Linked DNA regions of Homo sapiens: region 2 is linked to region 1. A link is an interaction called in ENCODE POLR2A ChIA-PET data of the cell type or tissue named here. Cell type or tissue: GM12878. All regions are shown on one strand. Each heading gives the region's core, and the rest is flanking DNA. Links, peaks and the distances in the headings are about the cores only. Region 1 overlaps BCL2 (BCL2 apoptosis regulator). Region 2 overlaps BCL2 (BCL2 apoptosis regulator).

Region 1 (2,812 bases), core at 312-2,811:
CCCAACTCCACCTAGGGGAGGGAGCATATCTCAGCAAAGGACTCAGTCTTTACCCAGCCTGAATCTTACCTGTGGTCCTTGGATGGACACTCACATTGATTAAGTCAAGAGATTCCGATCAAGCCCTCTCATCCTCATTCCTACGGTGGGGATGATAATAGTACCTAACTCGCCGGTGAGAGTTCTTATGACGATGAAATGAGTTGCCAGGTATTATAGTGTTTAGAATGCAGCATAGCACACAGTAGCTCAACAGATGCTCGATTTCATTGCTGTTGTAAGTGTCCTTATTCTCTGATTGATCATTCATTTAGCTTTCTCTTTTCTCACTCAATGAGACTTCTGCAGTATTGTGATGAATGTCTTATAGCTATCCCTTTCATGAAAGACCTCAGAGCCCCAAGTTACAAAAGCACATGGCCATCTACGCAATCTATCAATTAAGCACTATGCTTCACCTGATTAGGAAACCCTTACCTTTCGGCATCATTCCTTCTTCCCTTTCATTTTCCTCCCTTCTTCTCCCTTCCAAACCCACTACACATGCCTAGCTGATATTTTATTAACCCCTGACGGCTTATGGAAAATGTGTTTTAGCCATAGGAACACTGATGTCCTATAGCCAAGTTGCTTTTCTGAATCAGACACCAGCTCCCTAGCCAAATGGGGAAGAGCAGGGAAGGGAGATATTAAAATCCTTTGCTAAAGCAGAAGCTCTGGGTGTTGCTAGGAAGTCTTGCTCTTCAGCAAAAACTGCAGCAGGAATCCCTTCTCCTCCTTTGTGAAACGGAAAACAAACGGCTTGCTCCGATTCCCCGGCTCTATGGGGGCTGCTGAGCAGCACTGCTTCCCCTGGAGAGAGAAGGTGGAGGCAGAAGCTGTCCGCCCACCCCACCCCAGACCGCCCATCCCACCCCAGGCTTAATCTCCATGGCGTTTTCCACTTTCCCAGGCTGACCACGGCAACGTGAATGCTTCGCTGCCAGCCAGCTGAGTACTGCCCTTGGTGAGAACTCTGCCTCGGAGAAGCAGGGGGAACTGAAGCTGCATTGTAGGATAGGGGGTCTCCAGCCAATGCTCCTAGACCCCCTACTAGTGATGGGGCTCTCAAACTACTAGTGATGGGGCTCTCCATCATCAAGGTCCCTTAGCCCTCCAGCTCCCGGGCCTCTCAGGGCTCCTACGGTAGCTGCTCCTATGGGCAGACACATCCCTTTTCCTATTATAGTTACAGCAAAAACAATAAGCAGTAAATCCACCAAGGGTCCTGTGGGCTCCCACAGACCAACATTCCCACAATGCCCAGTGGAAACGTGTCAGTGTACAGACGCTTTGATTCATTGTGATCCAAGGGGCTTTTCATGCCTTTAAAAACAAATATTAATGTGGAGAAGATGCTTTGTTTCACCATGCACTCTCATGGCTCACGACGGAGGCCCCAAATGTAAAGCTTTCAGGACAAGCAAGTGCAACATGCAAGACAGACCAGTCATTTTTACCTCTGCCACCAGAAATGAAAAAGCGTTTTCTCCTTGTTTGGCTGCAGGTTACTAATTTGGAGGATGCCAGTTTTAGAGTTCATCTCAGTTTGACTTGTAAATGAAAGGTGGAACCTAGCCAAAATTACCCCTGTGTGGCTGCTGGCCCTGGCACGCCTCGCATACCCCTCTTTCCTATGTTGAGGTGGGACAGTCACTGAAATCATTAGAAAGAGCAACTAGGAGGTGCAAAACAAGCCCTGGAAGGCAGTAAAGCTCTGTGAGCAACACAGAATCTCTCTCTCTTAGCTTTGCGATTGGGACCTTCACCTGTAGAGAGGATCCCAAGCACTGGCCGTCAGAATCACCCAGGGCGCTTGGGAAAAATGCAGATGCCTGGACCCGTCAGTGAGCCCGGACCTCTGTGTTTCTTTTTAGCTCTCCTAAAACAACATTTCAGAACCACTGCCTTTCAGCACAGCAGAGAGAACGAAGTTATGGGGAGGGTTAACTTGAAATAGAGTTGTGGACTTCTTCTAAGGTCTATCATCATTAAGCTTCCCTTGCAGAATGTCAGACATGTGTCCAACTTCACCATCATCCTATCAAATCCACATGACAACCTGCAAGTACGATTTGACGTCTCTGTTTTGTGGATGAAGAAACAGAAGCTAAGAGACATTCCAGTGAACTCTGGATCTGGAAATCCACGGCTAGGAAGCAGTCTGTCTGATGGGAAGGGCAGATGCATGCAGGTTCCACAGAAGGAGCCCTGCCTCCTCTTCTGAGCCTCTCTTGGTTCCTCACGTCCAAGTGCAGGGTCAGAGATGGGGCAGGCACATCGTCCTTTTGCTGGGGATCTCCAGGCACCTGCTGGGGGGCACCTCCTTACTTCACCACCTCTGGCCAGCCCTTGATTTCTTCCTTCTCCCTGGTTCCAATCTTCTCCCCTTATCTTGCTCTGCCTTCCTCTTTCCTCCTTTCTCTTTTCCCAGAGAGTAGTTAGTCTCAATCTTGCAAACACAGTGAAATCACTTGGAGAGCACTGGGTCTTATCCTTAGGGAGTGTGGCAGAATTGATTTGGGGTGTGGCTTGGACACCAGAACTTTTAAATACTCCAGGCTGATTCTAGTGGACAGCCAAGGTTGGAAGCTGTTCCCTATCCAGAGCTGTCAGCCACAGCCTGCACAATCAGGAGATTCACCTGGACATGCTCAGGCTGAAGAGGGTCTGGCCACCAGCCCACGGTTTGAAACAGAGCCCTGTGAAGAAGGATCAGGTGGTCCCAGTGCCAGTCCAGCCACATCTGTACTGAGAAAACACAGAGCTACCA
Region 2 (2,812 bases), core at 26-2,525, 110 kb after region 1:
TGAAGAACTCAGATATGCAGACTTTCAGGGCTGGAAAGAATCTTAAGAGATGATCCAGGAAAGCTCTATCTCACAGATGAGAAAACCAAGTTGAAAATGATTTAAGAGTTTGGGGCTCTGTCTGGGTGGACAGTGATATCATTAAGCAGACAGAACAGACATAGATGAGCAGGCGAGAGGAGGAAGTTGATGAGTTCATTTTGGACATTTTGATTTTGGAACATTTATGTCACCAAGATTTCTTTTTTTAGTTTTTAGGAATTTGAAAACAAAATTGTTGGGTTTTGGCATTGAGTGCAATATCTTTCCACAAATACTGTTTCATTACAGCTACAATGAAAAAGAACTTTGAATACAGATCCCTACATGAAGATGACACATTAGCTTCTTCTGAGTTGTTTTTGTTTTGTGACTTTCCTTCAGCATCACAAAGAGGGAATGACACTGACCCAGCAAAGATTTTAGGCACATTATCCATTAACATACTTGCCACGAACACTACCATATTTTCATGTGTTTATATAACAAAGCTTTTCCTTCCTTATTAAAAACAATACAAATCAAGCTTTGAAAAGCAGTTGTTTTCCATTCTTACTGATGCTAGGCTATAATTCACTGCTGTTTTGTTTTCGTTTTAGAATATTTAGCAAGCAACCAAGGGAAGATGGGCATTGACTTGCTATTAGTCAGTAGGCACAGCCTAGTGAAAGTTTCCATGCTGCACATAGGGCTGAAATCAAGGAGTCTTTTGTCCATATTTCAGAGCAACTTGGAAAATGATTTGGTTCAGCAGTCAAGGGGAGAAAAGAAGTAGAGTTTTCAACACCATCACAGCCATTGGGATATGCAACCAATTTTAAGAATCAGAAACTCAAGTTGCAAACTACCAAGAAAGCATAATGTTCTTGGCAGCAAAGTTTAATCACAGAAGAACAACATAAATATAAAGCTAATAGTATTTACAATAACTGTCTACTGTTTCTTTAAGAGCTGAGTAAAGTGAATGCAAAGATGGTGAGTCTAAGGAAGAATCTAGAATGCTGGCACATTTAGGCAGGGATCTTGTTTTGCTTGCTGATAAACCTACATGCGTAGCACAGTGCCTGGCACATAATAGGCTCTCAATATGTAATTGTTGAATGAATGAATGAATGAAGCTAGGAGAGAAGTGAACAAGTAAAGTAAGAGATAGCAAAGCCACCATACTTCATTCATCCATTCAGCAAATGTTACTGAGCTCTTACTAATGTGAGGCCTTTTTTTAAGGCATGGTGGTGGATATACACAAGCCTAAAATAACAACTTAGAAAACAGCCCCGGGCCTCAACATGTTTATAACCTGGAAGAGGAAGAAGGAAAAGTATAGCAAACATTTGTATATCAAAGTAATATCAAAGAGCATGTGACAAGGCCTGGAAAAATGGCACAAAAAAAAAGAAAAAGGCTGAAAAGGTGGTAAAGATTTAGAAATCAGCGGGGTCACTCCCAACAGGGATACTGTCATCCTGAAGGTGAGATCAGATCTGGGCCTTAAGGGATGGAGAATTCTGATGGGAACAGAATACTCTGGGATGTAAAAACAGCAGGAAAAAGATCCCCAGAACAGAGAAGGCAGGGCGGGTTCAGAGCATAGCAATCTTGCTAAGGAGTAGCAGGGAATGATGAAGAAAATGTCACATAGGTTGCAGTGAAAGATGGAGAGAGGAATTTGAACAGCTGGATAAAGGAAAATGAAGACTTACCTAGGAAAAGAGGAGCCTTAAAATAAAAAAAAGGGTGGCTCATGCCTATAACCCCAGCCCTCGAGGAGGCCAAGGCAGGTGGATCACTTGAGGTCAGGAGTTCAAGACCAGCCTGGCCAACATGGTGAAACCCCGCCTCTACTAAAAATACAAAAATTAGCCAGGCATGGTGGTGCATGCCTGTAATCCTAGCTACTTGAAAGGCTGAGGCAGGAGAATCACTTGAGCCTGGGAGGCGGAGGTTGCAGTGAGCCAAGATGGTCCCACTGTACTCCAGCTGGGTGACAGAGCGAGACTCCACCTCAAGAAGAAAAACAATCAGGGAAGAATTTTAATTAAATCATCACAAAGTATAAGATAAACTGGAGTGCGGAGAAACTGGAGCAGGTGAATGAATTCCCCTAGGGAAGAGTTAAGAAGGTGGTGGCAGCAAGACCAGTGAGGGAGGAATGGAGGGCAGTGAAGGATGCTGGGCTCAAAAACCTGAGCAGAAGCTGGAAGAATGCACCCTAGGTTTTGAGCCTGGGTGATCGGAATAGTGATGAGAGCAGGAAGAGAAACTGTTGAGTCCAAGGAAGGTTTTGGAGGGATGACGATGAGTTTAGTCTTGGATTAAATATTTTGATTATGTGTTTAATTTGAACTGCCAACAGGAAGTCCAGATAGAAAGGGTCATCAGGAAATAGTATATAAGCAGAACTGGAATTTGCAGAAATACCCATTTGAGAATCAGCTGCATACAGACGATACGGAAGCTGTGGGGATGAAAAAGGTCCCGCACAAGAGAATCAGGAAAAAAAAAGTGAGACAATGAGTCAAGACAGACAGTATTAAAGGAACTTCCCAACCATTTGCTCAATGTAAAAATGGAAATGAGGCGAGGTTTGTTCCCTTAGAACATGTTTTTCACAGCAAAAGAGAATTCATTCCTAAAACTGGTTTTTATCTCGAGCTAAAGAAAACACCTTAACACTCCATTCATAGTAAGGACCATCACAGTAATCCTGTGTGACAAAGCTCAGGATAAATGCCATGGCAGGAATTTCACTTGAATGAGATAGCAGGATGGA

What was found. ChIA-PET counts read pairs that join two places held together with the same protein. Peaks named below come from ENCODE experiments on the same cell type or tissue, not always from the same donor. Only the 100,000 strongest peaks of a DNase experiment are listed, where the experiment ranks them.
Region 2: POLR2A ChIA-PET joins it to region 1 with 5 read pairs; 2 of 35 experiments call an interaction of 5 or more read pairs at or near these places.

Annotation. Positions count from the first base shown.
Region 1 is chr18:63,179,622-63,182,433 of GRCh38, forward strand. All of the region lies in intron 2 of BCL2 (BCL2 apoptosis regulator), which reads right to left. Among named protein-coding and RNA genes, the nearest start is that of BCL2, 140 kb to the right of the region's middle. RefSeq lists an enhancer at 2,383-2,432. In GM12878, for the core only: no CTCF peak of the experiment used is centred there; a DNase peak (open chromatin) is centred at 1,590; H3K4me3 peaks cover 1,669 bases; H3K27ac peaks cover 2,500 bases.
Region 2 is chr18:63,287,847-63,290,658 of GRCh38, forward strand. The region is part of intron 2 of BCL2 (BCL2 apoptosis regulator); the gene reads right to left. Among named protein-coding and RNA genes, the nearest start is that of BCL2, 31 kb to the right of the region's middle. In GM12878, for the core only: no CTCF peak of the experiment used is centred there; no DNase peak of the experiment used is centred there; H3K27ac peaks cover 188 bases.